Linked DNA regions of Homo sapiens: region 1 is linked to region 2. A link is a loop called in an ENCODE intact Hi-C map of the cell type or tissue named here. Cell type or tissue: HepG2. All regions are shown on one strand. Each heading gives the region's core, and the rest is flanking DNA. Links, peaks and the distances in the headings are about the cores only. Region 1 overlaps LOC105374958 (a long non-coding RNA gene). Region 2 has its middle 370 kb from the start of TRQ-CTG1-1.

Region 1 (16,435 bases), core at 6,121-11,120, 190 kb before region 2:
AGAAAGAACATTTAGTATGTTTAGGGACTGGAGAACTTGGAGGAACAGGCTCAGAACCAAGTTTATGTCAGAGGAAGGAATAGTGGCTGAAAATGTACTGTGAGAAGCTTATAAAAATTGTCTTCCTTATGATTTTTTATTTCTAACTACAGTTCTACATCTTCAGTACCACCTTCCTTTTTCCATCTCATTCAGTGCACTGGGACAATGGAAGAAGCAAATATAGATGTGAGGGAGGACAGTAGAGGCCATGTTTTCTTTTTGGTCCGTGGATCTCAAAATCAACACCTGGGACAATGGAAGAAGCAAATATAGATGTGAGGGAGAACAGTAGAGGCCATGTTTTCTTTTTGGTCCGTGGATCTCAAAATCAACACATGGGACAGGGTAGAGGGGAGGAAATGGATCAGAGGTGGGAGGTAGGAGTGAGAAGATCTGAGTAAAATTGGAAACTGAAAATAAGGTCCCAGTGAATGGTGATGGGAGCAATTTGAGCTTTAGGTTCTCCTAAGTACGAAATGGCCTTACGTTGGATATGTGTGTACGTGCCCCAAACCGACTATTCATTCTGTTTATTTACTACTAGTGTAAATATTCTGTGTATACTATCATAATGTTATTGTCATTGTTTTCAAGACTTATATTGGCTAAGTGGTACCGGGGTTCTGGGTTCTGGTCACCTGTGAGCCAGGAAATTTTTCATTGATATTCTCTCTGATCACTTCCAATCCTCTTTATTTCATACTTGGCTTTTAATATTCACTTGAAGAAGAAGAAAAATATATGTGTGTACATTTATATACACACATAAGACAGCTGAATGAAGCAATTTTGTATATCTGAGATCTGAATTCAGTGTGCTTGTCATTTAAACGCTCTATTTGCATGAGATGTATTAAATACTTCTTAAGAGAACAGGGCCCTAGGGGTCATATTTTCTTAAAACAAGACATATACTTCCATTATGTGCTTCTGTGTCTGAAAAGGATGCACAAGTTATATGTATGGAAGTGAAGAATAGTAATACTGAAATGCATCTTATTCCTGAAGGACTTTTCACAGTTGTGAACTACTTTACTTTGTATTACTCAAGTTGATTTTTTTTATCTCTGTGAAATGGTAATAGAGTTTTATGCCGATCACCATAATATAATGATGGCCTGAAATAGAGCAAGAGTTCCCATACAATTTTAAATGATTCATAGCCACTTATAGAATTGAGATCCTTATTACAACTTTTAAAAAGTAAATACAAATGTGTAAAAAAATAGGGCCAAGGTCTGTCATATCCTTATGTATCCAGCTACTATCAAGACGATAATCTCTGGCAGCTGATTAACATGGAGGAAGACATATGTAAGTTGAAAAAGTTCACTTTTAACGTGCTCTGCTAATGTCTCTCTACCTAGTAATTTGGTGAAATAATTTAGTGAGTGCTTCCACAGTAAATAGGTTTATCTTCAAACCTAATGCTCTTTTCCATCTTAACTGAGCATAAAATTATATCTTTAAAGATCTGCAAGTAAGAAAGGCTTGATGCCTCTTGAGCAGTTCAGTGTGACATATGGTTTTAAATGCAACAATTTTATCTGTATCACACAGTATCTGCAAATTTGAGCTAATGTTCCTGTGGAAACAAGAAGGGATTTATGCCCAAAACTAAAGAAGAAGAAGAAAGAATCTTTTTAGCTGCCATATGTAGAACACTGAAAACTGTATATAAATAGAAAACAATATTGACACTTATGCATCTATAATTTCTTTGGAAACATGTTTTTATGTCTAACTATTCAAACATTTATGGTAACAGAAACCTTGAATAAAAATTCCTACAGGGGTCAGGCAGGTAATAAATATACATGAGTGAAACAGGCCCAGTGAGGATTAAGGTAAACCTGAGCGGGTTGCCCTGTCTTAAGCTGGCAAATGTTTCACAAAATCCAACAGACTGTTGCTATGGAATACTGTTGGCCTGCGGTTGCCAGATCTGCCAAATTTTCAAGAGATGCCCCGTAATTTGATCTCATGTAAATTCTCACAATCATATTGGCAACAGGATTTATTTTTAACACAAAGTGTTTTAAAATAACTATTCAGGTCATAGTTGGCATGTGGGCTGCTGATTTGTAACCACTGATGTCTGATGTATGTTGTTAGATTAATGAAAAAACAAATGGTGGGAGGGTGGAAAGTAAAGGAAGAAGGGAAAAAGGAAGGAAAGAAGGGAAAAAGGGAGAAGAAAATCAGTTTTCCACAATATACATAAGGATTTTTTTTAATTTTTATGGGTACATAATATGTGTATATATTTATGGGGTACATGAGATGTTTTGATACAGACATGCAATGTGAAAGAAACACATCATGAAGAATGGGGTATTCATCCCCTCAAGCATTTATCCATTGAATTGCAAACAATCCCACTATACTCTTTAAGTTATTTAAAATGTACAGTTATTATTGACTATAGACTCCCTGTTGTGCTATCAAATAGTAGGTATTGTTCATTCTATCTATTTTTCTTAATACCCATTAAGCACCCCCACTAGTCTCAATAAAGAAAATATCAGGAGTTCTAATTTGAATTTTAATACGAATGAAAATAAAGTTTATTAAAGGATATATGAAACTGATTAAGCCTTGGAACTTCATTTCTTTCTGATGAACTGTATACACCTGGTAAAGAGTGCAAACCTCAGATAGACCATGGAATTGATTTTGTATATTGTGTGAGACAGGGATTAAGATTTATTCTTTTCAAAATTGATATAATATTGACCTCATACCATGTATTGAAAAGACCATTCTTTCCACAATAGTCAACAATGTCATCTTTATTGTAAATCAAATCTATATATAATATACAAATGTATACACACACACATTGACATCTACAGGGAAAGAAAGAAGGAAAGAAAGAATGAAAGAAAGAAAGAAAAAGACAGAAAAGAGGGAGGAAGGAAGGAAGAAAGGATAGTTCTTGACTCCATGTTATATTCCATTATTTGACTATTGCAACAGTACCACACTGTCTTGATTAGTGTAGTTTCATAATAAGTCATATTTGGTAGTGTCTTTCCACTTTGATGGTAGTGGTGTTTTGTTTTGTTTTTTTCCTAGAATGTCTTGGGTGTATGTAGCCGTACATATTAACATATACATTTTAAATGATCTTGTTAATTTCCAATTCCTTTGGAAAGCATTTGAGTACATAGTTAAACCTGTGTACCCAGGCACTCCACTTTAAGTACCTTCCCCAAAGCACTGTAAGCATGATGTAGCAAAAGACATTCAAGAATCCTCATAACAGCACTCTGAAATAGGCAAAATCTAGAAAAATTAAAATGTTCAATACAGTAGAATGAATACATTGTCTTATATTTATACAAGTAAATGCTACACATAGCAATGAAAATGAACTACTACTATAAGTAATGATATGGATGAATCTTACAATATTGAATTAAAGAAACGAGATACATTTGAGTATAAATTGTGATTCTATGTATACAAACCTTAGAAACCAGCAAAGTAAATTGATGGTATTAGAAGTCAGTATATCAGCTCTCTTTGGAGTGTAAGTAATGACTGAGAGTGGTATAGGGAGGGTAATTGGGTACTTGTAATCTTCTTGGCCTGTGTGCTAGTTACACAAGAGGATTTATTTTGTGAAAATTTCTCAAGCTGTACATTTATGATTTATGTACTCTTTTTCTATGCATCTTGTACCTCAATGAAAATTATTTGAATATATGGATATCATACATGAGCCATAATAGCTTCATTTTGGTTCTGTTTTATTTTGTTCTTACAGAGCAAAATTTGGGAACAAATGGAAAAGTCTGTGGATCCATAGTTTCTGCTATAACAAACAAAGCTTTTATGTTTATATTGCACTTCCACGTCAGAAGAACCTGTGGAAGAATCCAGGAAAATGCCTAGTGTCAATGTGAGGAAAGTACATGGATGGCAGCAGACTACCAGGTAACCCAGGAAAGAAACTGTGGAGGAAAAGAGAGAATAAGAGTGGACCAAATGGGCACCTGTATCCTAGACAGGATGTAGAAGTCATATAATTTTGCTTCGTGTTTAGTGAGAATTTTTCTTCCCTTTCCTTCCTTTTCCCTTCCATTTCCTTTCCTTTCCTTTCTTGAAACTTGTATTAACAGCAAACTCATATCGATGCAGCATCAACAGATGAAGCCAAATTTTGCACAAACATCGTAAGATTTCTAACTAACCACTTTAGGATATGTGTGACTTGTGTCCAGTGGCTTATTAGTGTGAACAAAATCACGGAATCAAACGAGCCTGACGACAACTGCATGGAGTGAGAGATTGGGTCTGGGCCACATGGCATACTCCTATTAGTTTTATATTATCAGTTAATAATAATCGTGTGTTACTGTCTCAACAACCCTGTCATGTAGACAAGAAAACGAATGCTGGGGATATTATGTACTTGATTTCAGGTTGTACTAGTGGTAAATCTTGGGCTCTTGCTGCCAAGATTTGAGCCTTTTTCTTAGACTGATTATTTTCAAATGCCTTTTATCTCCATAATTTTATTTTTAAGGAAACTAAAACGGAGAAGTGTAATGCAAAAAACAGACAAAATGGGGCTACTCTGAGTGAGGCTGCATGAGAAGAATATACCAAGGGCTCTTTGTCCCTCCCCTTCACCCTCTCCTTCTTGGTTTCCAGAGCCAGTCTCTCAGGTGAACCTTCCCTGAGCCTGTGTTCTTCTCAGATGGCAGAGTTTGCAGCAAGAGCTCCCATGTAGTAGTTTACTTTTGGATAAGTGGTTTACTTTTGGACTGGGAAGAGAAGAAGAGTTATATAGCTGGCCATCCCTGTGGGCAACTGGAATTCATTCCTGCTAGGACCCTCTGGGGGAATTATACAGAATAAGTTTCAGAAAATTGTCCTGAGGAATGGCAACTTGGGAATGTTTACCTACTGGCTCCTGCCTCCATTGGTCAAGCAATCCCCCTGGGAGTTTTAGCCCTCCTCACATTTCCAGTTTTGCCCCTGTGTGAGCACAGAGTAGGTTCCTGCAGGCGTCGCACGCAGCAGCCCGCATGGGAGGTGACGCACTCGGAACAGAAGGTGAGAGATGCATGGTGCCAATGAGGAGAGGAGCTCTCAGTCTCAACTTCCCCAAAGCTGGTTTGTCCAGGAATGTTGCTGGAGCAAATGGCAGTTTGAGAGATGGAAGGAGGGGTGCAAGCACTGAATACAAACCCTGGGTTAGGCTTTCTGAAACCTGTTTCACAGTGGCCCACTGCCTACATTAGAATCAACTGGCATGCTCCTAAACTGTAAACTCCTGGGCCATGCCCCAGAACTGCTGCATTGGAATCACCTCAGCTGTGATTCTGGAATCTTCATGTTACATGAACATTGTTAGGTGAGTTATGCACAGTAAAGTTTAAGAACAGCTATTGAACATTTGGATTTGGATTCAGCTGTGACCAGTTTTTGCTGGCTTAAACATCCTGACTCAGGGATACCTCTTTTATAAAGGGCTGATACCATTTCTTATCAGGCGAAGCAGTTGCTAATATTAAGTACGGTGAAACAGGAAGGTGATGGAACAATTATTGTGTAAATGGAGATACACACCCCACATGCTTGTATTCTCCTCGGGGATCTTCTCTATTCCCCTTTTCTCATACCTGCTTCAACTTCGAGCCTTTTGGGTTTTATTGAAATACTCTTGACATTTATGCTTGGACACTTGAAAAGTTTTTTCTCTTTACACTATTAAGCATTTTGTTGATTGACTTTGGCCTTTGTGCTTTCTCCAAATCTGTTCTTTTCCTTACCTTTCTCACTCTTCAGGGTATTTCCGGTCTAAATATTGGCCAAATAATTCTCTACGCTATAATTTATAAAATATTTCCTCTTGGGTCAGGAAAATAAGAGGTTTTATTGCAGTTCAGTTCCAAAAGTAGTAGACAGAGACTGGGTGTTTAAACAGGGCCTGAAGCAAGGTTTTGCCAACCTTTCAGAGGCTGCATAACAAATATTTTTTATTTGCTCCGTCAGGTGTTGGAGTTAGCTATAGCCTCCTGAAGGTCATCTCTGAGCCTTCACTCCCTGTTACTCACACCAACCTTTATGAGTCCCCTATGAAAATAAAATCACCCTAGGAGGGATCATACTAAGCTATAATCAGTTAATACCTTGCTTTTCAATTAACACTCTAGCAGGGATTATTTGAAAGTCGTCTGAGAACAGAAATAGAGGTAGGCTGGCACTTGGAAAGCCTGGTTAGAATAAGAAGAAAGAAAGAAAAAGACAGGAAATCTTTACAATTTTGTTTAAAACTGGTAGGTGGCCCAGGCACTCCAAATCACTTGGGCTGTCTCAGTTTTCCAACCTGTGGTTTAAAGGCACGTGATTGTGAAAATTTGGCTTTTAAGGAGAATCAGGGTCTTCTTGAAGAAACAAACAAATCCAGCAGATCATCCACCTACTCCCTGTTGTTACATATGGTATTATGCCCCTACCAGTGTATGACTACAGTGTATAGAAAGAGAGAGACAGAGACAGAGAGAGAAATGTCTTAACAATCCCCATGCTATCCTTTATTTGCTTTGTGTTCTTTGTGTTTATTGCCAACATAACTTAAAGGTAAGGGGTGCTTAAGTCAACAATATTGATGTGATGGTTGCTACTCTAGTGAGCTACTGGGACAGACCTCATGAGATAAATTACACTCATGAGATACATTCATGTTAGGATTAGGATTTTGAGCCTAGTCCTAACATAAAAAGAGCAGCATCTCCTCTCCAAAAGGACAAAAGCAAGTTGGTTGCTGTAATTTCAGGTAGTTCCTTGTGTGGTTATATTGTACAATCTACCTCTCCACATCTGCCTGATTAATGATTTTTGTTTACTTAATTTTAATACAATAGTACAAAAGAATATATGTGACATATGTATGTTTGTATGTATGTATATATATGTATATGTAAGTCAGGGGTCCTCGACTCCCAGGCCATGGATGGGTACTGGTACTGGTACTGGTTGCTGTTAGAAACTGACATAGCAGGAGGTGAGCAGTGGGTGAGCAGAGCTTCATCTGTATTTACAGCCACTTCCCATTGATTGAATTAACACCTGAGCTCCGCCTCCTGTCAGATCAGCAGTGGCATTAGATTCTCATAGGTGCGTGAACCCTACTGTGAACTGCACATTCAAGGGATCTAGGTTGCCTGCTCTTTATGAGAATCTAATGCCTGATGATCTGTCACTGTCTCCCATCACCCTCAGATGGGACTGTCTAGTTGCAAAAAACAAAAACAAACAGAAAAAAACAAGCTCAGGGCTCCCACTGATTTTACATTATGGTGAGTTGTATAATTATTTCATTAAGTGTTGTAATAGAAATAAAGTGTACAATAAATGTATTAATAATACCCTTGCATCCCCAAATTGTCCCTAATATCCCTGTTCTGTGGAAAAATTGTCTTCCATGAAACCTGCCCCTGGTGCCAAAAAGTTGGGAACTGCTGATGTAAGTTATAAAGTGTGATAGTGTAATGAGCAACTGTGAACCTATCATCCAATCGAAATATTCGAACATGGTTGCAATGCTTCCCTGTATTTATCCCCTGCTTCCATGCTGAAATATTCCCCTCATTTTGCACAAACAGTAACCAGTACTTTGAATTTTGTGTAATTATTGCTTACTCTACTTTTATACTCTTGTCATTTGCTTGTTGGTAGGCCTAAATAACAGATTTTTTCAGTTGTGCTTCTTTTTGAGCAGTTCATTAAACTTATTACATGGGATATCTTCTTATGAAATTTATTGTTTTTCACTTTGCATCATGGTTGTCTGTAGCTATCGTTCAATCGCGTGTTCCATGGAATAGCTATGTCACAACTGATTTATCTATTCTCCTGTTAAAGGAGAATTATGGCTTCCAGTTAGCTGTTGCTGTCATGAGTATACTCTTCTACATCTCCTATTGCACATCTATGCAAGTGTCACTGACACATATACCTAGGACAGAGTTTCTCAACCTCAGCAGTACTGATGTGTGGAGCCGGATAGCTCTTTGTTGTGGGAAACCGTCCTATGCATCGTAACAGGTTTAACAGCATCCCTGGCCTCTACCCACTAGATGTCAGTAGTGTCTCCAAGTTGTGACAACCAAAAATGTCTCCAGACGTTGCCAAAGGTATTCCAGGGGTCAAAATCACTTACCTAGAAATACAGCTGCTGGGTAGAGACAACATGTAAGTATTCACTTTCACAAGAGAAAGCCCAGTTGTTTTCCAAAGTGATTGTAACCACTTAGTGCCTACTGGCTTTCCCATTGATTCACTTCTTCTCTGATACTGGGTATTGTCAGATCTTCTAATCTGAGATAATTAAATAGGTGTAAAACTGTATCTTATTATGGTCATAACTTGTATTTCCTTGATTATTAGCTAGGTTGAGCACCTCATTATATCTGTTTTGGCCATGCTTCTTTCTCTTAACAGTGTTTTGGCTTTTGCCTGTTTTTCCGTTGGGTTGTCTGTTATTGATTTGTAGAAATTATGTATGTATTCTGGAATATATTAATCCTTTGTTGTTAAGTGACTTGTAAATATCTCCCTTTGTTTGCCATTTATTTTTCTTATTCTCTGATGGTGTATTTGCTGAACACAATTTTTAATTTTAATTAAAATATAAAAATTTAAGTTAAATACTACAATCTTAATTTAAATATTAAAATATGATAGGATTTTTTTTTATGGTTAACCTTTTTTACCCCAAGATTACAAAGGAATTTGCCCCTATTTTCATTTCTGGTTAGGACATGAAAAGAATAGCTCCTTCCTGACTTACTCTCTCTTGGATCAATTACTGTGATGGAAACCAGCTGCCATGTCAGGAGTACACTCAGCTGGCCTAATGGGAGGCCCACACAGAGAGGCACTGAGGTCGCCAATCAATAACCAACACCAATACAGCGCAGGTGAGTGGGTACTTTTGGAATTGGATCCTCCAGCACTCATGAAGCCTTCAAATGACCGTAAGTTTATGAGAAACCCTCATTTAAACCTAATACCCAATGTTATAGCATTAAGAGGTAGAACCTTTTGGAAAGTGATTAGGTTATGAGTGCTTTGCCCTCATGAATGGGATCAGTGCCCTTATGAAAAACATTGACCCACTCCCCAAATTCTAGGTTCTCCTATTCTGACCCTCAGAAAATGGCAGGGATAATGAATATTTATAGTCATTTCATAAAACTTTAAGTTTTAGAGTAATTTGCTATTCTGCAATAGATAACTAATACAGCTTCCTTTCTACTTTGCTAATGATCTTTGATTGTGAGCACATTACTTGATCTCTTTGGTGGAAATCCTGCAGCTCAAAAATTGAGAAGGCTTTCTTTCAGTCTGGGTATGCTTTCTGACTATGGCTTCTGTCATTAATAAACTTCTGTTTATCTTGGGTCAGTTCAAGAATTCTAGACTCAGATTCTCTAATATTTGCTCAAGACTTAGTAACCAACAGCATTGCTACTCTCCTGATCTACCCTTAGGTCACCCTGTTCCTCCTGACCCCTGATTGTTCTGATCCCAGTTCTTCACTGCAGTTCATATGGCAGGAATTTGGGGAGAAGGTTTGAAAATCTCCACCAATTTAAAGGCAAACAATGCTTTGAAGACTTTGTCCTATGTAATAGATAGTAACAGGAGGTTTTCAGAGCACCTAGTCAGCCATAGTGCTAAAAGCAGATAGCCAAAAAGATTTTCCCAAGGCCTTCTCATCTAGAGGAATGGAGCAGACAGCTTCTTTTCAATACATGGGCATTTGATATATGTTATCCAGGGCTTGTGGCACCATATGATGAAGTTGAAACCCTTCTTTTAAGCAACCATTGACCTACTGATGGACAAAAACAAACTGGTTTAGATGTCCCTTCAACATGAGGGTCCACAAATTAGACCTATATCTTCAGCCTTCTCAGATAACACATGCTAAATTATTTAGCTTGCTAAGTGCCAAAAATTCAAACCTCTAATCAGTGTCAGTTTTCCCAAGGCAGAATTTCTGGAAACTACTGACCTGGAAATATGATGGGAATGAGGATGGCCTCTGGCAATAACTCTCTTGCCTCTCTACATCTCAGTTACCAAATGTATAAAATGTAGACATGGTTTGAGATGACTGTCAAAATCTTTTCCAGCTCCCACAATTTTTAAAATATCTATAGATAATGTCCATTACCAGTAAAAAAAAAAAAAAAAAAAAAAAAAGATATATCAAATAGACCCCTCCTAGCTATCAAGCTGCTGAGGTGGTCAAGAAAGAATAAAATTATTTCCAAATTGCCAGTTATCAAGTCCACATTTCTTACTCACAGCCTTGAAGACCCTCTCGTTTTCTCTAAAAAGGCCTCAGATATAGCAGCACTTTTCAAATACTTGCTGCTGTGGTGTGAATGATACTGTCCCCCATAAACCTCATATATTGAAACCTAATACCCAATGTTATAGCATTAAGAGGTAGAACCTTTTGGAGAGTGATTAGGTTACGACTGCTTTGCCCTCATGAATGGGATTAATGCCCTTAGGAAAAACGTTGAAGGGAGTGCCCCTGCTCCTTCTGCCATGTGAACATGTAGCACCAAGGCACTATCTTTATTTAGAAACAAGGTCTCACTCTGTTGCCCAGGCTGGAGTGCAGTGGTGCTATCATAGCTCATTGCAGCCTTGAACTCCTGGGCTCAAGGGATCCTCCTGTCTCAGCCTCCTGAGGAGCTAGGGCTACAGGCATGTTCTATTATGTCTGGCTATATATTTTTTTACATTTTATTTTTTGTAGAGATAGGATCTTGATATATTGCCCAGGCTGGTCTCGAACTCCTGGCCTCAAGTAATCCTCCTGCCTTAGCCTCCCAAAGTGCTGGGATCACAAGCATGAGCCACCACACCTGGCCAAGGCTCCATCATTAAAGCAGAGAGCCCTCACCAGACACCAAAACTGCTAGCATTTTCATCTTGTACTTCCAGCTTCTAGAACTATGAGAAATACATTTCTGTCGCTTATAAATTACCCAGTTTAAGATGTTTTGTTATAACTTGAATAGGCTAAAACACTTAGTTATTAGTTAGCACATTAACAGGGAGGCACTTAAAGCTGTCAGAGACAACAGGAATGAGACTCTTGAGTAAGATAAGGGGCAAAAAGGTAGCATTAAAAGAAGTGAGAAGACAGCAAGTCAAACTTTGCTAAATTACTATTTTGCTCAGGGGCCAGCCCTGCTTTCAGAAAGGACTTTATACTCATTTAAAATACTGGTTTTGTATGCATGCACATGTATGTATAAATATTTGTATATTATGTATTCACAAGCAGGAAGAATCCATTGACAATCTGGAGGTTGTTTTGTCAGAGAACTTCTTCAGTGGAATCATGGTTTCTTCTTATCCTTTCTAAGCAAAGGGTATTTTTTGCAAAATGAAGGTGAGGAAGCAACTGGGATTTAGGTCTGCTGAGAAAGGCTTTGTCTTCACTTGCCTGGGTGAGTCATTCTTAAGCTGCTCCCACCTCCACCTGTCCCCCACCACGCTCTCAACTGTTGCCTGTGCTGTGATCTTGACCTTGAGCGCATTCCCTTGAGCGTACCTTGCAGCCCACTCTAAGGGTTGGTGACAAACTGAAAGACAACCATGCACCTCTTACACTCTGTGGTTTCCTTTGTCATGTCACTCATATACTGAATGCATTTCTGATGACTTGTTCAATTAAATGTACCTTCATTTATCTGGTGGCATTTTCTCATAAAATTCACAAATTCCCTTAATTTTGCTGCTTCCCGCATCAAAAACAGAAAGTTGAAGAAAGATTGTAAGGAAGGTTTCACATTAAGGATTCTGGTGACAACAGCCTGGTGATTTTTCAGTCAATCAGGATTTCTTTTAGGAAATATAAAGTAGGTGGATAATTATTTAGTTGAGCTTAAAATGTTTCTTCTGCATGAGTTCCAGAGAAAATGAAGATGCTTTTGTTATTAGCAAAGTAATGAAAGGAGGGCCTGAGGTTCTAGAGGTAGGGGAATTCGAGAGGAGGTGGAATTGAGGGAGAGTTTTTCAATTGTGGTGTTAAGGGAAGGGGGAAATGAAGGAAAGAGAAAGGGAGTAAGTGGCTTTTTAAAACAAAACCTGGAGCATTATGTGCCAAGGAAACTAAAATTGACTGAAGAAAGCTAAGTCTAAAGTTGCCATTAGAAATCGTGAATTCAAAATTCATAATTATAGCAAGTTTGATTTGTTCTTCTAATGAACTATTGAATATCTCATGCCATGGAAATGGTCTTTGATTAAATGAGAGATTTTTTTTTTTTTTTTTTTTTTTTTTAAGACAGAGTCTCACTCTGTTGCCCAGGCTGGAATGCAATGGCGTGATCTCAGCTCACTGCAACCTCCGCCTCCCGGATTCATGAGATTCCCCTGCCTCAGCCTCCTGAGTAGCTGGGATTACAGGCGTACACTGCCACGCCCAGCTAATTTTTGTATTTTTAGTAGAGGCAGGGTTTCACCATGTTGGTCGGGCTGGTCTCAAACCCCTGACCTTGTGATCCACCTGTCTCGGCCTCCCAAAGTGCTGGGATTACAGGTATGAGCCACCGCACTTGGCCTAAATGAGATATTATTAAATGGCAGGAAAATAGTTACATGTACCATCGGGTATACATCTCATTGGGTATTTGCCTGACTATCAAACCCTGGATTCAAGTCTTTCTTTCTAGGCAAACCCTTGACTCACTGGGAAGAGATGCTATGATTCAGGCATGTGAGTATAGAAAATTAAAGTAACATATTTGTTGAGGTAAATTAGCTATCTCTAACATAGGAAGGAGACATTTGTCATTTGATGATGACATATATTCTCCTAGGTCTCTTTTTAGTATTAATATTAGAACAGAATTATAAAATGTTGACACTGGAACAAACCAGCCCATCTGGTTTTTAAGGTTGATTGATTTCCCCAATTTTTGTGTTACTGTATACTTACAAATCTTTAGTTCTTAGTTTATTTATAAGTTGGTGAAGACTAGAGTAGATTAAGTCTTAGGTCCTTCCACATTCTATAATTCATGTGTTATCTAACATATTTAATTGTGTTCAAGACACACATCTTTTTCACATTTTAGTGTCTCTAAAATTGAAGTGTGTCTTACAATCAATATTTCTTAGTTACTGTCACAGAATTGTTATTTATCGGGTTTTCCTTTACTATTTTGAAGGTACATAAAATAATGGTGCATTTTACAATGAACGCTATCTTAGCTTTGATGAAATATGCTGTGTAATTGATAACTGCGCCCCAAAGATACCAAACTCAGATAATGGCATCATCCATCAGCCAATCATATCAAAACCAACTTAGTTCATATTCCTGGGCATCTTTGAGAGGTGAATGGCATTTCAATTCCAGAAAAGGATTTAGTTGATGTAGGTTCCATAAATAAATTCTTTTTATATTTCTCTGGACATCTACTTTGGAGATATCCATTCCTCTTTATCTGAAACTGTTTTCTTTTCCGAAGTTTTGACCAAAAGTCAATACATTCAGTGCCCGGATATTCTGGTATAGGAGTGTAAAATAAGCAATTAGAAAGATAGTTCTTTCCTTATAGCTAAATATGTCTGTTTAATAGTTAATTCAAAAAGAATTTTTTGAATTTCCATGTATTATGCTATCAACTAAGATAATAAACTGGAAGCAATATATATCTTCATGGAATAGGTTGTTAAACAATGCAGTGCAAAAAGGACTGCATTGGGGTAAATGGAAGAAATTGCACAGAAAATCTTAAGTCATGAGAAAAGGCTTTCTGTAGAAGGAGATAGCTGAGGACTGAAAGACAAGTAGGCTTAGCCAAGTGAATTATATGGAAAGAAGAGAAGGGCATTCTAAGGAAAGAAAGCAGAGTGTTCAATGACCCATGATTCAAAAGAAAAAGCAACCCATTAGGCTAAGGGAACTAAATCTTGTACACACTGGCTAGACACTCATAAGGACATCAAGTTTTCTTTCTTTTTCTTTTTTCTTTTTTCTTTTTTTTTTTTTTTGAGACAGAGTCTTACTCAGTCTGTTGCCCAGGCTGGAATGCAGTGGCATGATCTTGGCTCACTGAAACCTCTGCCTCCTGGTTTCAATTGATTCTCTTGCCTCAGCCTCCCAAGTAGCTGGGATTATAGGCACCCACCACCACGCCTGGCTAATTTTGGTAATTTTTGTAGAGACAGGGTTTCACCATGTTGGCCAGGCTGGTCTCGGACTCCTGACCTCAAATGATTCACCCGCCTTGGCTTCCCAAAGTGCTGGGATTACAGACATGAGCCACCATGCCCTGCCCAACATCAAGTTTTCTAAATCAGTCCTTCCATTTAAAAGCATTTCATCTAATCTGAGCTAAACTCTGCACAAAGCATGAGAAAATTGCAAGTAGACTATTGTCTTGACCACATAAAGCTTGAAATTTCAAAATAGGATTACATAAAAATAATCAGATAATAATACAGTTCTGAAGAAGCCACCAAGGACTTTTTGGTTCTCTCACAGATCTTGAAACTAATAATATTTTTTTACAAAAAAACTCATCTCTTTAATGTTCACATCTATTGTTCCTTCTCTTTCCCAATCTCAGTGAATAGCCATACCCTGACAACCAAACCGCAAATCTCAAAATCATATTCATTTGTTCAATAACACTCTCCAAATATAATCCATCATCTAGTTTTCTTTCTTGTTCACCTCATTTTTTAGCTATGCTAATATCAGACAAAATGGACTTTAGAACAAAATTTGTTGCTAGAGAAAAAGGACATTTTATGATAATAAAATCATGTGCACCTAATAAGAGGGCCCCAAAATACATGAAGCATAACCTGACAGAACTGAAAGGAGAAATAGACAGTGAGTGATAACCGGGAAGAAGCTACAAATGAGGATATTCTAATGGATTTCTGTTATCTTTGTTTTAATATCTTTGGGTTGTTCAATATTCCCTCTTCTTAATAGAACCCCTATTTTGGGGGAACTCATTTCTCATGGTTTATGTGAGGCTGACCCTAATTTTCTGACCACAGGAATGGGCATATGATGTACATTTCACCAATTAGAATACCACAGGCTCTAGAGTTAAGACAGAATCCAAGACAGGTCAGTTAGAGAACTCAATGGAAATTTACTGCTATGGTACCCCACTTTTTTTATGTGTGCAAGATTTATTAAGCTGGCATGGTATGATCCATCATGCCTACAACTGAGAAAGAATATGCATGCAAAATTAAGCCAAGCAGAGACAAATGGATTTCAAATAACAAGAAAGCCAGGGCCTTGATAACATTATTTTGAGGTCCTGGATTATTCCTGAATCTAAAATACCTGTAGACATCTTTGTTATGTGAGCTCTTTTGCTTAAGCCTATTTGAGTTAGGATTTCATCACTTGCAACTGGAAGAGACATAAACAAAAAAGCAGCAGTTAACAATAAAAGTGTATCAGTAAACTAGGTATTTGTAAACATGTATAACTAGTTATTGAGCAGGGATATACACATTAAATGTCTTTATTTTTCTCTAATCCCTGTTTTCTGACCTGACTGGTCATATCTTTCTTTCCTTCATCTGATTTCCTGAGACGATTCCACAGTTTCCTAGAAATGTTCAATTATAAGAATGTTTAGATACATATAACACTTTCAGGAAGTAAAATTTCTGGATAAGGTTAAGCCAAAATTCCAGTCTCACTTCTGATTTGATTTGAATATCTTTCTTCTCACAGCTCAAGCCAGACCCATGGCTCTGGGCCTGTAGTAGGGGAGGGGCCATGTTCTCAACTTTCAGATTTCCTTCTTAGCCTTTCAAGCCTTTATTTAGCTGCTGTTTTTTGTAGTTCTTTCTTGGCTGATAGTAAATGCCTAGTGTGTTCTCCATTAGAGCAGGCTTCTAAATACTGCTCTGTCATGGATAACTTTTCTTTTTTCTCCCTTTATTTTCCTTTTGAGTTCTTCAGCCAATATCTCTAAACATTGTTCACTGAGATTGTTCCAGGTTATTATTTGATGACATGGGTAATGTGCTTTCCAGCTGACCTGGAGTGACATCCTTTCAGTCTTTGTCCACAGGGATCCATCCTGTTAGCATCCACTCACCCCCAGCACTTTTTAAAGTAGGATCCCATAGAGACAGCCTAAGCTCACTTGGACTAAAGGAAACTCATGCCTCATTTCCATGCCAGACTCTGGGTAGTCTGCTGCCCCCAGGCTCCACTCTCCCTTCCTTGTCTTGCCATGGAAGACAGCTCCAGCCAGCCTTTTATCTTCTGATTTTTTCCACTTTGGCAGCAGACACCAGTATCTATTTTTATGTACACTGTCAAACTTCAGGGGACACAAATAAATTCCTC
Region 2 (16,435 bases), core at 7,300-12,299:
TCAAAACCAATCATGCCTTCCCAACAGTTCTCCAAATCTTAACTCATTTCAGCATTAACTCAAAAGTCCACAGTCCAAAGTCTCATCTGAGACAAGGCAAGTGCCTTCCGCCTATGAGCCTGTAAAATCAAAAGCAAGTTAGTTACTTCCTAAATACAATGGAGGTACAGGCATTGGATAAATACTCCCATTTCAAATGGGAGAAATTGGCCAAAATGAAGGGGCTAAAGGCCCCATGCAAGTCCGAAATTCAATGAGGCAATCAAATGTTAAAGTTCCAAAGTGATCTCCTTTGGCTCTGTGTCTCACATACAGGTTATGGTTACTGCAAGATGTGGAACCTCATGATCTTGGGCAGCTCTGCCCCTGTAACTTTGCAAGGTACAGCCTCCCTCCTGGCTGCTTTCATAGACTGGTGTTAGGTGTCTGCAGCTTTTCCAGGCACATGGTTCAAGCTGTTGGTGGATCTACCATTTTGGGGGCTGGAGGATAGTAGCCCTCTTCTCACAGCTCCACTATGCAGTCCCCCAGTGGGGACTCTGCGTGGGGGCTTCAACCCCACATGTCCCTTCTGCACTGCCCTAGGAGAGGTTATCTTTAATGGTCCTACCCCTGTAGCAAAATTCTGCCTGGACATCCAGGTATTTTCATACATCCTCTAAAATCTAGGTGGAGGTTTCCAAACCTCAATTCTTGATTTCTGTGCACCCACAGGCTCAACACCACCTGGAAGCTCCCAAGGCTTTGGGCTTGCACCCTCTGAAGCCATGGCCCATTTTTCCCTCCTATGCCTCTGGGCCCATGATGGGAAGGGCGGCCATGAAGGCCTCTGACATGCCCTGGAGACATTTTCCCCATTGTCTTGACAATTAATATTTGGCTTCTCATTACTTACACAAATTCCTGCAGCCAGCTTGAATTTCTCCCCAGAATATGGGGTTTTCTTTCCTATCACATCATTGGGCTGCAAATTTTTCAAACATTTTATGCTCTGCTTCCTCTTGCTCACTTGGCTGCTGAGAAATTTCTCCCACCAGATACCCTAAATCATTTCTCTCAAGTTCAAAATTCCACAGATCTCTAGGGCAGGGGCAAAATGTCACCAGTCTCTTTATATAGCAAGACTGACCTTTACTCCAGTTCCCAACAAGTTCCTCATACCTATCTGAGACTACCTCAGCCTGAATCTTGTTGTCCATATCACTATCAGCATTTTGGTCAAAGCCACTCAACAAGTCTAGGAAGTTCCAAACTTTTCCACATTTTTCTATCTTCTGAGCCCTCCAAACTGTTCCAACCTCTGTCTGTTATCCAGTTCCAAAGTCACTTCTACATTTTTGTGTATCTTTGCAGCAATGCCCCACTCTGCTGGTACCAATTTACTGTATTAGTCTGTTTTCACACTGCTGATAAAGGCATACATGAGACTGAGTAATTTATAAAGAAAAAGAGGTTTAATGAACTCAGAGTTCCACATGGCTGGGGAGGCATTACAATCATGGCAGAAGGTGAAAAGCATGTATTACATGGTGGCAGGCAAGAGAGAATGAGAGCCAAGTGAAAGGGGGAACCCCTTATATAACCACCAGATCTCATTTAAGTTATTCACTATTATGAGAACAGTATGGAGGAAACCATCCCCATGATTCAATTATTTCCCACCAGGTCCCTTCCACAACATGTGGGAATTATGGGAGCTACAATTCAAAATGAGATTTGGGTGGGGACACAGCCAAACCATATTGATTTCCATGTAATCGTATGGCTAGGAGTGAATTTATTAGACTTGATTTCTAATTTCATTGCACTGTTGTCTGAGAAATTGTTTGTTATGATGTCAGTTATTTTGCATTTGCTAAGGAGTGTTTTAAATTTAATTATGTGATCAAATTTAAAGTATGTGCCATGTGGTGATGAGAAGAATGTATATTCTGTTGTTTTTGGGTGGAGAGTTTAGTAGATGTCTATCAAGTCTATTTGATTCAGTGCTGAGTTCAGGCCCTGAATATCTTTGTCAATTTTCTGTCTTAATGATTTGTCTAAAATTGTCAGTGGGGTGTTAAAGTCTCCTACTAGTATTACAGAGCAGTCTAAGTCTCTTTGAAGGTCTCTAAGAACTTGCTTTATGAATCTGAGTGCTCCTGTGTTGGGTGCATATATATTTAGGATAGTTAGGCCTTCCTGAATTGAACCCTTTACCATTATGTAATGCCCTTCTTTGTCTTTTTTTATCTTTGTTGGTTTGAAGTCTGTTTTGTCTGAAACTAGAATTGCAACCCCTGCTTTTTTCTGTTTTCCATTTATTTGGTAGATTTTTCTCCATCTCTTTATTTTGAACCTATGTGTGTCATTGCATGTGAGATGAATCTCTTGAAGACAGCATATGAATGGGTCTTGGTTCTTTATCCAACATGCGACTTTATGTCTCTTATCGGGTCATGTAGCCTATTTACATTCAAGGTTAGTACTGACATGTATGGATTTGATCCTGTCATTATGATATTAGCTGGATATTTTTCACAGTTGTTTAGTGATTACTTCATAGTGTCACTCGTCTGTGTACTTTGCTGTGTTTTTGTAGTGGCCAGTGATGAATGGTCTTTCCTTTCCATATTTAGTTCTTCCTTCAGGAACTTTCATAAGGCAGGTCTGGTGGTAACATATTCCCTCAGCATTTGCTTGTCTGAAAAAGATCTTATTTCTCCTTCACTTATGAGGCTTAGTTTGGCAAGATATGAAATTCTGTGTTGGAAATTCTTTTCTTTAAGAATATTGAATGTTGGCCCCTGATCTCTTTGGCTTGTAGGGTTTCTACTGAGAGTTCCACTGTTAGTCTGATGGGCTTCCCTTTGTAGGTGACTTGACCTTTCTCTCAAGCTGCCTTTAACATTTTTTATTTCACTTCAACCTTGGAGAATCTGATGATGATGTGTCTTGGGGATAATCTTCTCATGAGTATCTTACTAGGTTTCTCTGTATTTTCTGAATTTGAATGTTGGCCTCTCTAGCTAGATTGGAGAAGTTCTCATGGGTGATATCCTGAAATATGTTTTCCAAGTTGGTTCCATTCTCCCTAACTCTTTCAGGGACACCAGTGAGTTGTAGATTTGGTCTCTTTACAAAATCCTATATTTCTCAGAGGTTTTATTTTTTCCTTTTCATTCTTGTTTCCCTGTTTTTGTCTGGCAGTCTTATTTCAGAAAGGCAGTCTTCAAGCTCTGAGATTCTTTCCTCCATTTGGTCTATTGTGCTATTAATACTTGTGAATGCATTTTAAACTTCTTGTAGTGTGTTTTTCAGCTCTGTCCTGTCAGTTATGTTCTTTTCTATACTGTCTATTTTGTCTGTCAGCTCATGCATTGTTTTATCATAATTTTTAGCTTGCTTGGATTGGTTTTTAGCTGGCTTGGATTGAGTACTTCTGTAGCTCAATTGCTCCTCTCCATATTCTGAATTCTATTTTCAGCCATCTCAACCTGGTTTAGAACCCTTGCTGGAGAGGTAATGTGGTCATCTGAAAGAAAGAGGGCACTCTGGCTTTTTGAGTTGTCAGGGTTCTTGCACTGATTCTTTCTTATGTTTATGAGTGTATCTACCTTCAATCTTTGAGGATGCTGACCTTTGGAATTTTTTCTTTTATCTTATTTGATGACCTTCAGGGTTTGATTATGGTATAAAGTGGATTCTGCCAAATGGCTTTTTTTCTGGAAGATTTTAGGGGGCCAACACGCAGCTCCCAACTTCTGGACTGCAAGTTCTAAATCTGAGGGACTTGTATTTGGCCATGACTTTGTCCTCTGGCTCCTTGAGGTTAGAAATCCACTGTGCTGGCAGGCCCAAGGTGCTTCTGGGCCACTGGTCACTACACTCCCATAGGGCAGTGTCAGACAAAGCATTTTGTAGTGCGGTGACAGTGGAATTCATCCTCACAGCATCAGCTGCGGTAGACTGCTAGTGGGTGCCAGGGTACCTGCCTCCCTGCAGGCATTCACCACAGTGGTGGAGGCCACTCAGCTAGGTGGGGGTTGAGGGAGCTCCTCCTGGTGACTGTGCGCATGGTCATGCTGGAGGTGGTGTTGGCTTGTAGGCAGGACACTGGTGAGTGCAGGTCTGGGTGCTTTTTCTGTGCCCCACAAGCAGGAGTGGTTGCTTGGGGGCGGTGGAGGATCTGCTGTTCTCTGCACAGTGTTAGCACAAGGGCAGAGCACTGGCTGGGGCAAGGCTGGCCGGCTCTGTGCCTGTCAAGGCTTTGTCAGCAATGGCAGTCGGCAGAGAGAGGTGGGGCAGACTTCATTACCGCTTGCTGTCAGGGCAAAGAATGCAAAACTTGCCTGCAGACATGCTCCAGCAAAGCAATGTGGAAAGTTTCCTTGGTCCCAGGAAGAAGCTGCAGTATGGACAGGGGGCATGTGGGCTGGTGCGCGGTTGCAAGGGCCGCCCCACTGGAGCTCTCCACCAGTCAAGCATGGTCTGCCAGAGTGGAAGCTATGGTGTAAGTTCCCAGGGTATCCAAAACTGTCCTCCAAGCATGCATAGCCAGGCTGGGGACCTGGGAGAAGCCAGCGGACCAAAGGGTGCTCAGGTTGGACTGGCCCCTCTCTGCTGGGCAAGAACAAAGAGTTCAGGTCCAACAGATTCCCTAGGGCTAAAGTCTCCTGTGGGACCAAGTTGAGCCTAGGGAGATGGCCATCTCTGGCCATGCTCTGCTATAGATGCTCCATCACCGAATCTCTGGGCTTCATGTCAGCTGGCTTGCTGCCCCTACCACTTTTCTAAGCAGCTGTCCATGCCAACAAGAGTATTTGTGGTGGTTGAGGGATCTCCTCCTGCCAGGGTTCCAGAGGACTCTGGCAGGAGCAGGTTGCTCCTTGCCGGTTCAACACACCCATTTCCCAGGAGCCACTGGGGGACAGGAACAAGTCCCTGTGTGCAATAACCCCATGCAGGTTTGCCAGCTTTCTCCCATCAGCCCAGCTTCTGTGTCTTCCCTCCATCCACTCTCAGTGCCTTCTCTCTCAATACTTACTATATAATTTTTTTAAGTAACAAAATAGTACATTGATATTTTGTTGTCTTTGTTTCATTGGGTATAACTTACATACAGTAAAATTTGTTTTTAGGTAAATATAATTCTATGGGTTTGTCAAATAACATCATTTAATTATCACCACGATAAAGACATAAAATATTTCCATCACTCCAGAAATTTTTCTAAGGCCCCTTTGTAGTCAATCCTCACTCTAACCTGATCCTGCTGGAAAACCACTGAGAAGTTTTCTGTCCTTATAGCTTTGTCTTTTATTGGATGTCATATAAACATAATTATATTGTGCATTTGAGTCTAATTTCCTTACTTAGCACTGTGCTTTTTTTGATATTCACCTGAGTTACCGCATGCACGTTTGATTTTTTGTTGTTGCAAAATATTATTCCATTGTATGGATATGCCATAATTTGTCTACCTATCCACTTACCATCTGAGGGACATTTGGGTTGCTTCCCGATTTTTGGCAATGAAAAAAGTTGCTGTGAACATTCACACATTGGTTTATGTGTAAACATCTATTTATTTCTACCTCTTTTTGATAAACACCTTTAAATGGGTTTTCTGGTTGTACAATAAATGTGTATTGGTTAATTAACTCACTGAGAAACTGCTGAACTGTTTCTCAAGGTGTTTGTACAATTTTGTACAACATATCAGAATTCCAGTTGCTCTGCATCCTGGCCAACACTTGGTACTGTCACTTTTCAAAAATAACATTTTTCAAAAATATGCCCGGGCACGGTGGCTCATGCCTGTAATCCCAGCACTTTGGGAGGCTTAGGTGGGTGGATCACTTGAGCCCATAAGACTGGGACCAGTCTGGGCAACATGGCAAAACCCTGTCCATACAAATATTCAAAAAATTTAGCCAGGAGTGGTGGTACATGCCTGTAGTCCCAGCTACTTGGGAACCTGAGGTGGGAACATCATCTGAGCCCAGAAGGTCAAGGCTGCAGTGGGCTGTGATTGTGCCATGGGACTCTTGCCTGGGTGACAAAGTCAGACCTCATCTAAAAAAAAAAAAAAATAGAAAAGAAAAGAAAATTATACTCTGGTGCTTGCCCGCCAACAATGGATTGGATAAAGCAAATGTGGTACATATATGCTATAGAATGCTACACAGCGGTAAAATAGAATGAAATTATGTCATTTCCAGCAATATGGATTCAGGTGGAGGCCATTATCCTAAGCAAATTAACACAGGAAGAAAAACACCAAATATCACATGTTCTCACTTATAAGTGGGAGCTAAACATTGGGTACACATGAACATAAAGATGAAAACAATAAACACCGGTGACTACACGGGTAGGGAATGGTGGAGACAGATGGGGACAGCGGCTGAAAAACTACCTATTGGGTACTGTGCTCACTATGTGGGTGATGGGACCATTTGTACCCCAAACCCCAGTGTCACACAATATACTTATGTAACAAGCTTGTACATATATCTGCATAATTGAAAGTTGAAATTATTTTTAAAAAGAAACATAAAAAATAATGCCAATAGGCATCTAGTTATCTTCTTTGTTTTTTGTTTGTTTGTTTGTTTTTGTCTATTTGCCTATCTATATACCTGGAATAATGCCTAAAAGTCTGTTTTGTTTTGGCTTAATGGTGGGGTAGAGGGAGGTTTGGAAATTTGTAGCTTTTTCCTGAATTGCTTAAATTCTTTATAATGAGGAAATATTATTTATTAGAAACAAAGTGAGTTTTAGAAAATCTAAATACTATTTTAACAGCTGTTCAACACCCTAAATTATGAATATTCTAAAAACCATTTAACCATTTCTTTATTTGGGGATATTTAGATTGTTTCCAGTTTTTTATAAGATGAGAACAACTGTTCATTTCTTTGTATAAACCTTTGTTAGAGAAAACAGGAAATTTTGAATTTTTAATATATAGCTCCAAGATGCTTAGCAAAATATACTACTGTATACTCCAAAGAAAAATATGTAGGATGCCCGTATCCTCATACCTTTATTTGCACTACATATTTGCATTTATAAAAGTCTCTGTTAACTTGCCAAATAACGGATAGTCAAGTGATCTTTCATTGGCAAATATTTTCTCTATACGGAAGTCTGCATTTCAATCTATTTGTTCTCTTTAGTAAATCTATAATGTTTTTTAAGTTTTATTTTAGGTTCAGAGGTATGTGTGCAGGTTTGTTGTAAAGGTAAATTGCATGTTATGGGAGTTTGGTGTACAGATTATTTTGTAACCGAGGTAATAAGCATAATACTTAGTAGGTAGTTTTCCAATTCTCACCCTTCTCACCCTTCTCCCATGCTCCACCCTCAAGTAGGCCTCAGTGTCTGTTGTTCCCTTCTTTGTGTCCATGTGTACTTGATGTTTAGCTCCTACTCCTAAGTGAGAACATGTGATATTTGGTTGTCTGCTTCTGTGTTAGTTCGCTTAGGATAATAGCCTCCAGCTGCATCAATGTTTCTGCAAAGGACATGATCTTTTTCCTTTTTATGGCTGTGTAGTATTCCATGGAGTATATGTACCATGTTTTCTTCAACCAGGCTACTGTTCATGGGAATTTAGGTTGATTCCACATACTCGCTATTTTGAATAGTGCTGTGATGAACATAGGCATGCATGTGTTGTTATGGTAGAATAATTTATATTCCTTTAGGTATATACCCAGTAATAGGATTGCTGGATTGGATGGTAATTCCGTTTTGAGTTAAGAAATCACCAAAATGCTTTCCTCAATGGCTGACCTAATTTACATTCCCACCAACAGTGTATAAGCATTCCCTTTTCTTTGCAACCTCACCAGAAACTGTAATTTTTTGACTTTTTGATAATAGCCATTCTGACTGGTGTGAGATGGTATCTCATTGTAGCTTTGATTTATGTTTCTCAAACGATGAGTGATACTGAGATTTTTCTCATATGTTTGTTGGCTGCATGTGTCTTTTCTTTTGAAAACTATCTGTTCATGTCCTTTACCCACTTTTTAATGGGGTTGTTTTTTGCTTGTTGATTTGTTAAAGTTCCTTATAGGTTCTGGATATTAGACCTTTGTTGGAAGCATAGTTTGCGAATATTTCCTCCCATTCTGTAGGTTGTCTGTTCACTCTGTTGATGGTTTCTTTTGCTGTGTGGAAGCTCTTTAGCTAGGTTGGGGAAGTTTTCATGAATGATATCCTCAAATATATTTTCCAAGTTGTTTGCTTTCTCTCCCTTTCTTTCAAGAACACCAGTGAGTCATAGATTTGGTATCTTTATGTAATCTCATATTTCTCTTATTTGTCTTTATTTATTTTTAATCCTAATGAGTTGTTTCAAAGAACCAGTCTTCCAGCTCTGAGATTCTTTCCTCAGCTTGGTCGATTCTGCTGTTAATACTTGCAATTGTACTCTGAAATTCTTGAAGTGAGTTTTTTATAGTTCAGTCAGATACATTTTGTTCTTTCCTAAAATGGCCATTTTTTTCTTTTATCTCTTAAATCATTTTTATTGTATTTCTTAAATTCCTTGGATAGGGTTTCAACTTTCTCCTGGATTTCAGTGGTCTTTGTTCCTATCCATATTCTCAATTCTATTTCTGTCATTTCAGCCATTTTGGTCTGGTTAAAAATCATTGCTGGTTAACTAGTACAGTTATTTGGAGGTAAGAAGACACTGGCTTTTTGAGTTGCCAGAGTTCTTGTGCTAGCTCTTTCTCATCTGTGTGAGGTGATATTCCTCCCATCTTTGAAGTTGTTCTCCTCTGAATGGATTGACTTTTTTTTTTCTTTATCATCTTTGATTATCTTGGGGGTTTGATTGTGGTATAAGGTAGGTTCAGTTGACTGGGTTCATTTCTGGAAGATTTTAGGGCTCCAGGGCACAGCTCAGCACTCCTGATGTGTGTGCTCTAACTCTGGGGAGCTGGTACTGAGCCCCTGGCTTTGTTCTCTAGCTCCTGGAGGTTAGGAACCTACTGCACTGGAGGGGCTTAGGTGCTGCCATTTTGCTGGCCAAAGGACTTCTTTGGGGTGGTGGCAGCAGGATCCATGTTCGCTGATGTATGCCAGCAGCTGTGGCAGCAAAGCGGGGTGCATGCACATTGGCTGGGGTGGTGATATGGCTTGGATTTTGTGACCCCACCCAAATCTCATGTTCAATTGTAATCCCCAGTGTTGGAGGAGGGGCCTGGTGGAAGGTGATTGGATCCTGGAGGCCAACTTCCCTTGCTATTCTTGTGAGAGTGAATGAGTTCTCATAAGATGGGTTTGTTTAGAAATGTGTAGCACCTCCCTTCTCTCTCTTCCTTCTTCTCCAGCCATGTAAGACATGACTCCTTCCCCTTTGCCTTCCTCTGTGATTATAAGTCTCCTGAGACCTTTCCAGCCATGCTTCCTGTGCAGCCTGCAGAACTGTGAGTCAATTAAACTTCTTTTCTTTATAAATTACCCAGTCTCAGGTAGTTCTTTATAGCAATGTGAGAACAGACTGATACAGGTGGGGTACTGGTGGAAATGGGGCTGCAGCTTTCCTGCATGTGCGGATGCTGTCAGTGGAGCACAGGTGGGGGCATGGTTGTCAGTGTCCATGCTTGCAGTTGCCCTGGCAGTGGTGGGGTGCTGCCCCACATCTGCCAGCTCTGTGTGTGCATTCACACTGCTGGGGGAGGGGGGTGGTGGAGTTGCCAGCATTCATGTGTTTGCACCATTAGTGGTGGCAGTGCTGGGGGAGCAGGGCCACTGGTATCCACGCACATGACTGCAGTGGTGGCATGGAGGTTGGGAGGAATTTCTGGTGTCCATGCACACATTCATGCTGGTGGTAGTGTTGGCACAGGTGTGGGGGCATAGCTGCTGGCATCTGTGTGCACATTTGCACCGGTGGTGAGGTGGAGCTGCTGGTGTGCATGAACTCGTTAGTGCCAGTGGCGTGACTGTGCGTGTGTTTGTGTGTATCACCATTGTCAATGCACGTGTTTATGGTAGCAATGGCAGTATGGCTGAATAGCAACGTTTTGGGGGTTGGGAGGACAGTGAATTGTGGTCACGCTGGCAGCAGTGTTGGGTTGTGTACATTCATATACACCAGCAAGGGAGGGAATGCTAGGCTCATCTGTGTGCACACACCAGCAAAGCCATGGCAGGGAGAGGGGGTTATGGGTGAGTGCGTGCCAGCTAAGCAGTATAAGAGTCTGCACTGGGGGTGGGGTTGGGCACACTGTGCGGGGGAGGATGGGGAGGGGGTGCTGCTCTGCTGGAGCTCTCTAATGGTCAGGCGCCACCTGCTGGTGAAAGAGCTATCATGAGGGTCTCCAGGAAGCACCCTAGTTAGGCGTCATTTGCCAGCGGGTGTGGCCTGGCTGGGGCCTTGGGAGAGGCCAGAAGCCAGGAGGACACTCAGATGAAATTGGTTCCATTACATGGGCAAGACCGCCCTGCTCTGTCCAGGTCCAACAGTCTCCCTCTGGCCAAAGTCTCCTGGAGGAACATGGCAGGACTTGGGGGCTGGGCATACCTGGTCCACTCTAGTGCTCCACTGCAGACATTTCTGTACCAAACCGTCTGGGCTCTACAAAGGCTAGAGTACTACAAAGGCTAGAGTACCACCTCTCAAAGCAGCTCTTCATGCCAGCTCAAGTGTCTGTGGGAAGTCCATGGTAGAGCAGGCTACTCCTCATATTGTCCAGTTCCTTTTTTCTTAAGTCTTACAAACTCTATTCATTTCCAGTTACTTAGGGTAGCACCTTTTCTCCCACTCCTTTCAGTGAGGCTGTTTCATACACTTGTAACACAGTTGCATTCTGTTGTCAGTCTTCATTCATTCCTGGGATCCCATGATCTCCTAAATGATATTTTTGTTTTCATTTGCCTGTATTAAGTTTCAATCTTTGTGTTGTAAAGTTCTATAACATTTTTGACATATGCACAATGCCAAATACCCACCATCACAGTGTCCTGAAAGATAGTTTTACTGTCCTGAAAATTGTCTGTATTCTACCTATTCTGTCTCTCTTACCTTTCCCCCAAAATGATGACAACCACAAATCTCTTTAATGCTTCCATAGTTTTGCCTTTTTCATAATGTCATATAGTTAAGATTGACTTTTTTCACTTAAAAATATGTATTTAATGTTACCCATGTCATGGCTTGATAGTTTATTTCTTTTTAAGTCATTGAATAAATTTCTATTGTTTGGATGTAGCACAGTTATTTACCTACTTGCCTACTGGGGTACATCTTGGTTGCTTCCAAATTTGAACAATTATGAATAAAACTGCCATAAACAGTTATGTGCAAACTTTATGTGGACAGCTTTCAGCTCATTTAGGCAAATACCAAGGAGCTCAATTGTTGAATCTTATGGGAAGACAATGTTTAGTTTTATAAGACTGCCAAACTATTTTCCAAAGTAGCTGTCAGGCCTCTGAGCCCAAGCTAAGCCATCATATCCCCTGTGACCTGCACATATACATCCAGATGGCCTGAAGCAACTGAAGATCCACAAAAGAAGTGAAAATAGCCTTAATTGATGACATTCCACCATTGTGATTTGTTTCTGCCCCACCCTAGCTGATCAATGTACTTTGTAATCTCCCCCACCCTTAAGAAGGTTCTTTGTAATCTCCCCCACCCTTAAGAAGGTTGTTTGTAATTCTCCCCACCCTTGAGAATGTACTTTGTGAGATCCACCCCCTGCCTGCAAAACATTACTCCTAACTCCACCTCCTATCCCAAAACCTATAAGAACTAATGATAATCCCACCACACTTTGCTGACTCTGTTTTGGGACTCAGCCCGCCTGCACCCAGGTGAAATAAACAGCCTTGTTGCTCACACAAAGCCTGTTTGGTGGTCTCTTTACACGGACACGAGTGACAGTAGCTGTATAATTTTTCATCCCCACCAGCAATGAATGAGAGTTCCTATTGCTCCACATCCTTGTCAGCATTTGGTATTGTTAGTTTTTTGCACTTAACATTCTTATGGTTATGTACTGGTATCTTCTTGTTGCTTTAATTTGCAAATCCCTGATGATATATAATGTTGAGCATCTTTCATATGCTTATTTTCATCTGTATATCTTTTTTGATAAGATGTCTGTTCAGATCTTTGAGTTGTTAATTTTCTTATTATTCACTTTTAAGTGTTCTTTGTATATTCTGGATACAAGTTTTTTGTGAGGTATTCTACATACATTTTCTCATATTCTGTGGCTTGCCATTTCATTTTCTTAACAGTGTCTTTCACAGAGAAGTTTTTAATTTTGATAAAGCCAAACATCAATTTTTCTCTTATGCATGTTTTTTGTTTTATTTAAAAGCTCATCACTGAATCCAAAGTAACCTATATTTTCTGTGTCATATTCTAGAAATGTTATAGTTTTGTATTATATAAATAGTTCTATAATCTATTTTAAGGCATTTTTGTAAAAAGTGTAGGGTCTATGTCTAAATTCTGTTGCCATTGCATATGGCTGTCCAATTGTTCCAGTGCCATTTATTGAAAATATTATCTTTTCTTCATTGATTTGCTTTTGTTCTTCTGTCAAAGATAAGTTAACTATATTTGAAGATATTTCTTATGGAGAACATTCTAGGTGCATTTTAAATGATTACTTTTCTCATTCCCTGTGCTAGACGTGAGGGAATTTTTCATGAGTCTTCAATCCTTGAGAACCTGATGGGATTCTTAGAGGTAAAAGTGTTGTGGTCCTCCTAAGGTGAGGTGCCCAAGGAATTTCTTACCTTTAGGCTAATCCAGACTCAGCCTCTAGCAATTCATTAACATTTAAGTGTTTCTACCAGTTTATGGCTGCAGTGGCTTTTGCCCAAGGTTAGCTTATCTGGAATGTGATACCTCATATTCACCTGTCTGTAGATTTTATAGGGTGGCAGTTTACCCTGGGATCTCAATTATATATAAATTAAAGAAATGTCCATGATTTTAAGTTTGTTCAGCTCTTTTCTTGTAAGTGTCACACACGTCTGTGCAGAGAGAGTCCACCAACAGGCTTTGTGTGAGCAACAAGGCTGTTTATTTCACTTGGGTGCAAGTGGGCTGAGTCTGAAAAGAGAGTCAGCAAAGGGAAATAGGGGTGGGTCAGTTTTATAGGATTTGGATAGGTAGTGGAAAAATCACAGTTAAAGGGGGTTATTCTCTGGCTGGGGCGGGAGTCACAAGGTGCTCAGTGGGGGAGCTTCTGAGACTCATTGTGCAGGAGAAGGAATTTCACAAGGTAATGTCATCAGTTAAGGCAGGAACCGGCCATTTTCACTTCTTTTGTGGTTCTTCTGTTGCCTCAGGCCATCTGGATGTATACATGCAGGCTTGGGCTCAGAGGCCTGACAGTGAGGATAAGAGTGATGATTTCCAAGCTGCTTAGGTAAAGGAGCTGAAAAAAAGAAGTCTCCAAATCTTGTTTTTAATAAATCAACATTCATGGCCTTAACTACCATGTTATACTTCTCTCTATTCCCTCCATTGGTCTTTGTGCTCTGTTGATTAAATTGTTACAGTGTTCAAATGCATAGCAGTACCTAATATGATTATCCCCTCCTCATGTCTTCTCTAGCGATGCTTTTTCTAATCTACTTGAAACTTTATTTTTCAGAAAGGCTTTAAGTCATTTTTTTCAAAGCCCTAAAGTTAAATATATTTAAGTTTTATTTGGAATAACATTTAAACCTGTAAATTTAATACAGATGAATTGATATCTTTATAATATTCACTCTCCTCTTACAGTAATATATGACTCGTCATTTATTATGGCTTCATTCTTGATAACTCTTACAAATTTTATAGCTTTTCTTTTTTATAAAGTTCTTATATGCTATCATGTTGAATTTATTAATTGTGTTACATATTCAAAAGTTCTATTCTCTTGTATAATTTCAGGTACTTAGGTTGATGAAGTTTGAAAGTGGTATATTAAATTCCCTCATTAAAGCTTTGAAATCCTCTAGTTAAGATTCTGAATTTCTTACTATATTTTTAAACTTCTGTGTAGGTTTTTAATAAAATCAACTAGTTACTCTGTCATGAGATTAGAGTTTAAAAAAATCAACTAGCTCTTTTAAAAATTTAATCTATAATTTGCCTTAATGTTTCATTTATTTATTATTTTTATTTTTATTTTTATTTTGAGATGGAGTCTTGCTCTGTCGCCCAGGCTGGAGTGCAGTGGCACGATCTTGGCTCACTGCAAACTCCACTGCCTGGGTTCACGCCATTCTCCTGCATCAGCCTCCCAAGTAGCTGGGACTACAGGCGCCCGCCACCATGCCTGGCTAATTTTTTTGTATTTTTAGTAGAGACGGGGTTTCATCGTGTTAACCAGAATGGTCTCGATCTCCTGACCTCATGATCCGCCCGCCTCGGCGTGAGCCACCACGCCTGGCCTATTTATTATTTTTTATGAACTTCTATTATTATTTCATATAAATTTTTTCCCTATCATATTGAGACATTAACAGATACATTACAGAATAATTTTCCACTCACTTTATGAGGTATACTTTTTCAAAAATTTTCAGAATAATATTACCTTTCTCTTATGATGAGTTTTCTCCTTTGTCTTAACTTTTTTGACTCATATATTTGCTCATCTAACAAAAAATATGCTGAGATTCAATTCTGCTTCAGTCTCTGGAATATGTGCTTAAGATATAAAGTACTTTGAGACTTTGCCCCAGCAGTCATGAAACAGAGAGTATTATAGTGAAGACAGATAATGAAATAAATAATTACAATCTGATAAACACTGTCATTGAGGTAGATCACAAATTGGCTGTTAAATCTTAATTGATATCTCTAAACCTCTACTTCCTTGTGTGTTAAAATAGGATAAGAATAACACCTATCTTCTAGGAATATTGTGAGAAAAAAATGAGGTCAAGCGTTTAAATGGACAATTAGGTTGGCTGGTACAGAGCAGTTGTTTAAAAACTGTTAGCTATTATTTTTGCCATGAACAGCTCACCATGAACTCCCTGTCTAAAATTCTGCCATCACTCATTTTCTGTCCCAATGACCTGTATTATTTCTTTAAAGCACTTATTTCTATGTGACATTCTCTTATTTGTTTGTTTGCTGTTTCTTGTATACTTCCTCCCATAAGGATGTAACATTCAAACAGACAGACTATTTTTATTGTCACTGCTTGCTTTTGCCCAGTGTCTGGAAAAAAGATGTTCAACCAAGAATTAATACATAATATAGACGTTTATTTTTCCAATAGCTTTATTTTCTCAATTTATGGTAATTATAAAAAATATAGAAACTACAAAACTGTATTAAAAATATAAAATATCCCTAGTCTCATCATCCAAATGCTGCTTTATGCATTTCAGTGAATTTTCTTCCCAAGTTTTTCTATGTAGATACCAATTAGGCCATATTGTATGTACAATCATGTATCCTGCTCTTTTTCTTTTAATTTCACAGTCTATGCTTTTTTCTCATATTTCGAAACTCTTTTTTTCCATGGCTACATAATACAATATTACGTGCTCATTCAGCAAAACTCTCATTATTGCATATTAAGTACTGCAACATTTCCTACAGTAACCTAAAAGTATAAGAACAGCATTAAGTATTTTATATCTATATATATATTCATCTATTCAATAAATACTAATTAAATTTTTATTATATGTTGGGAATATAAGAGAAAATAAGTAAACAGTGTCCTTGCTGTGATGGAGCTTCCACTCTAGTGGAGAAGACACATGATTTATAACCAATCTCTCACCATTATTTCTATCATAATGATGAGGTTTTACAGAGGAGATGCATATGGTTTTAAGCATTCTTGTCAAATATAAATAAGGAAAATATCAGAGAAAATAAGAAGAAATGACATTTAAAGTGAGATCTGAATGTTGAGTAGGAATTAGCCAGGACAAGAGAGTGAAGAAAGGAAAAGGAATCAAAAGAAGAAATACTCAAACCCCACAAAAAAAAATGAATGAAGGCCACGATGTGGAAATGAGCAGTGGATAAGGAAGAACAAACAGTACAGCATGGGGAGCAAAGGAAAATGAGTGTGTGACTTGTGTACCTGTGTTAATTTGATGCATTCTACATACCTGGATATAGCTGGATATACCTGGATATACCTACATACCAGGTATAGGTACTGAGAAACAGGTAATAAGGTGGAGGCTATGGATTTACCAAATGTAGAGCTTGCATCGAGTTGTTTTGTTGGCAGTGATGATGAGCACTGATTTATCAAGTTAGTGGTAGAGCATGTATGCACAAGCCTGATCCCCACAGTAAGTAGAACCAATTCATTGAGTATTAATCCATGGGTTTGGCCTAAGGGTTCTTAGGTTCTAATGGACTGAACAAACCTATCTCATTATGTCGATATTGATGATATTGATTGTCTTTCTTAAGAGCAGTTATTACTCAAAATGG

The links. A loop is a pair of places that touch in the nucleus more often than their neighbours do. Peaks named below come from ENCODE experiments on the same cell type or tissue, not always from the same donor. Only the 100,000 strongest peaks of a DNase experiment are listed, where the experiment ranks them.
Region 1: a loop joins it to region 2, with 2.7 times the contacts of the local background. A loop is called at or near these places in 23 of 110 quality-filtered maps.

Annotation. Positions count from the first base shown.
Region 1 is chr6:19,016,807-19,033,241 of GRCh38, forward strand. LOC105374958 (a long non-coding RNA gene) reads left to right here. Exons shown (of 5, transcript XR_001744010.1): 2 at 3,815-3,984; 3 at 8,820-8,981. Among named protein-coding and RNA genes, the nearest start is that of TRQ-CTG1-1, 190 kb to the left of the region's middle. In HepG2, for the core only: a CTCF peak has its summit at 8,142 (motif pointing right); a DNase peak (open chromatin) is centred at 8,155.
Region 2 is chr6:19,201,118-19,217,552 of GRCh38, forward strand. No RefSeq gene overlaps it. Among named protein-coding and RNA genes, the nearest start is that of TRQ-CTG1-1, 370 kb to the left of the region's middle. In HepG2, for the core only: a CTCF peak has its summit at 10,293 (motif pointing left); no DNase peak of the experiment used is centred there.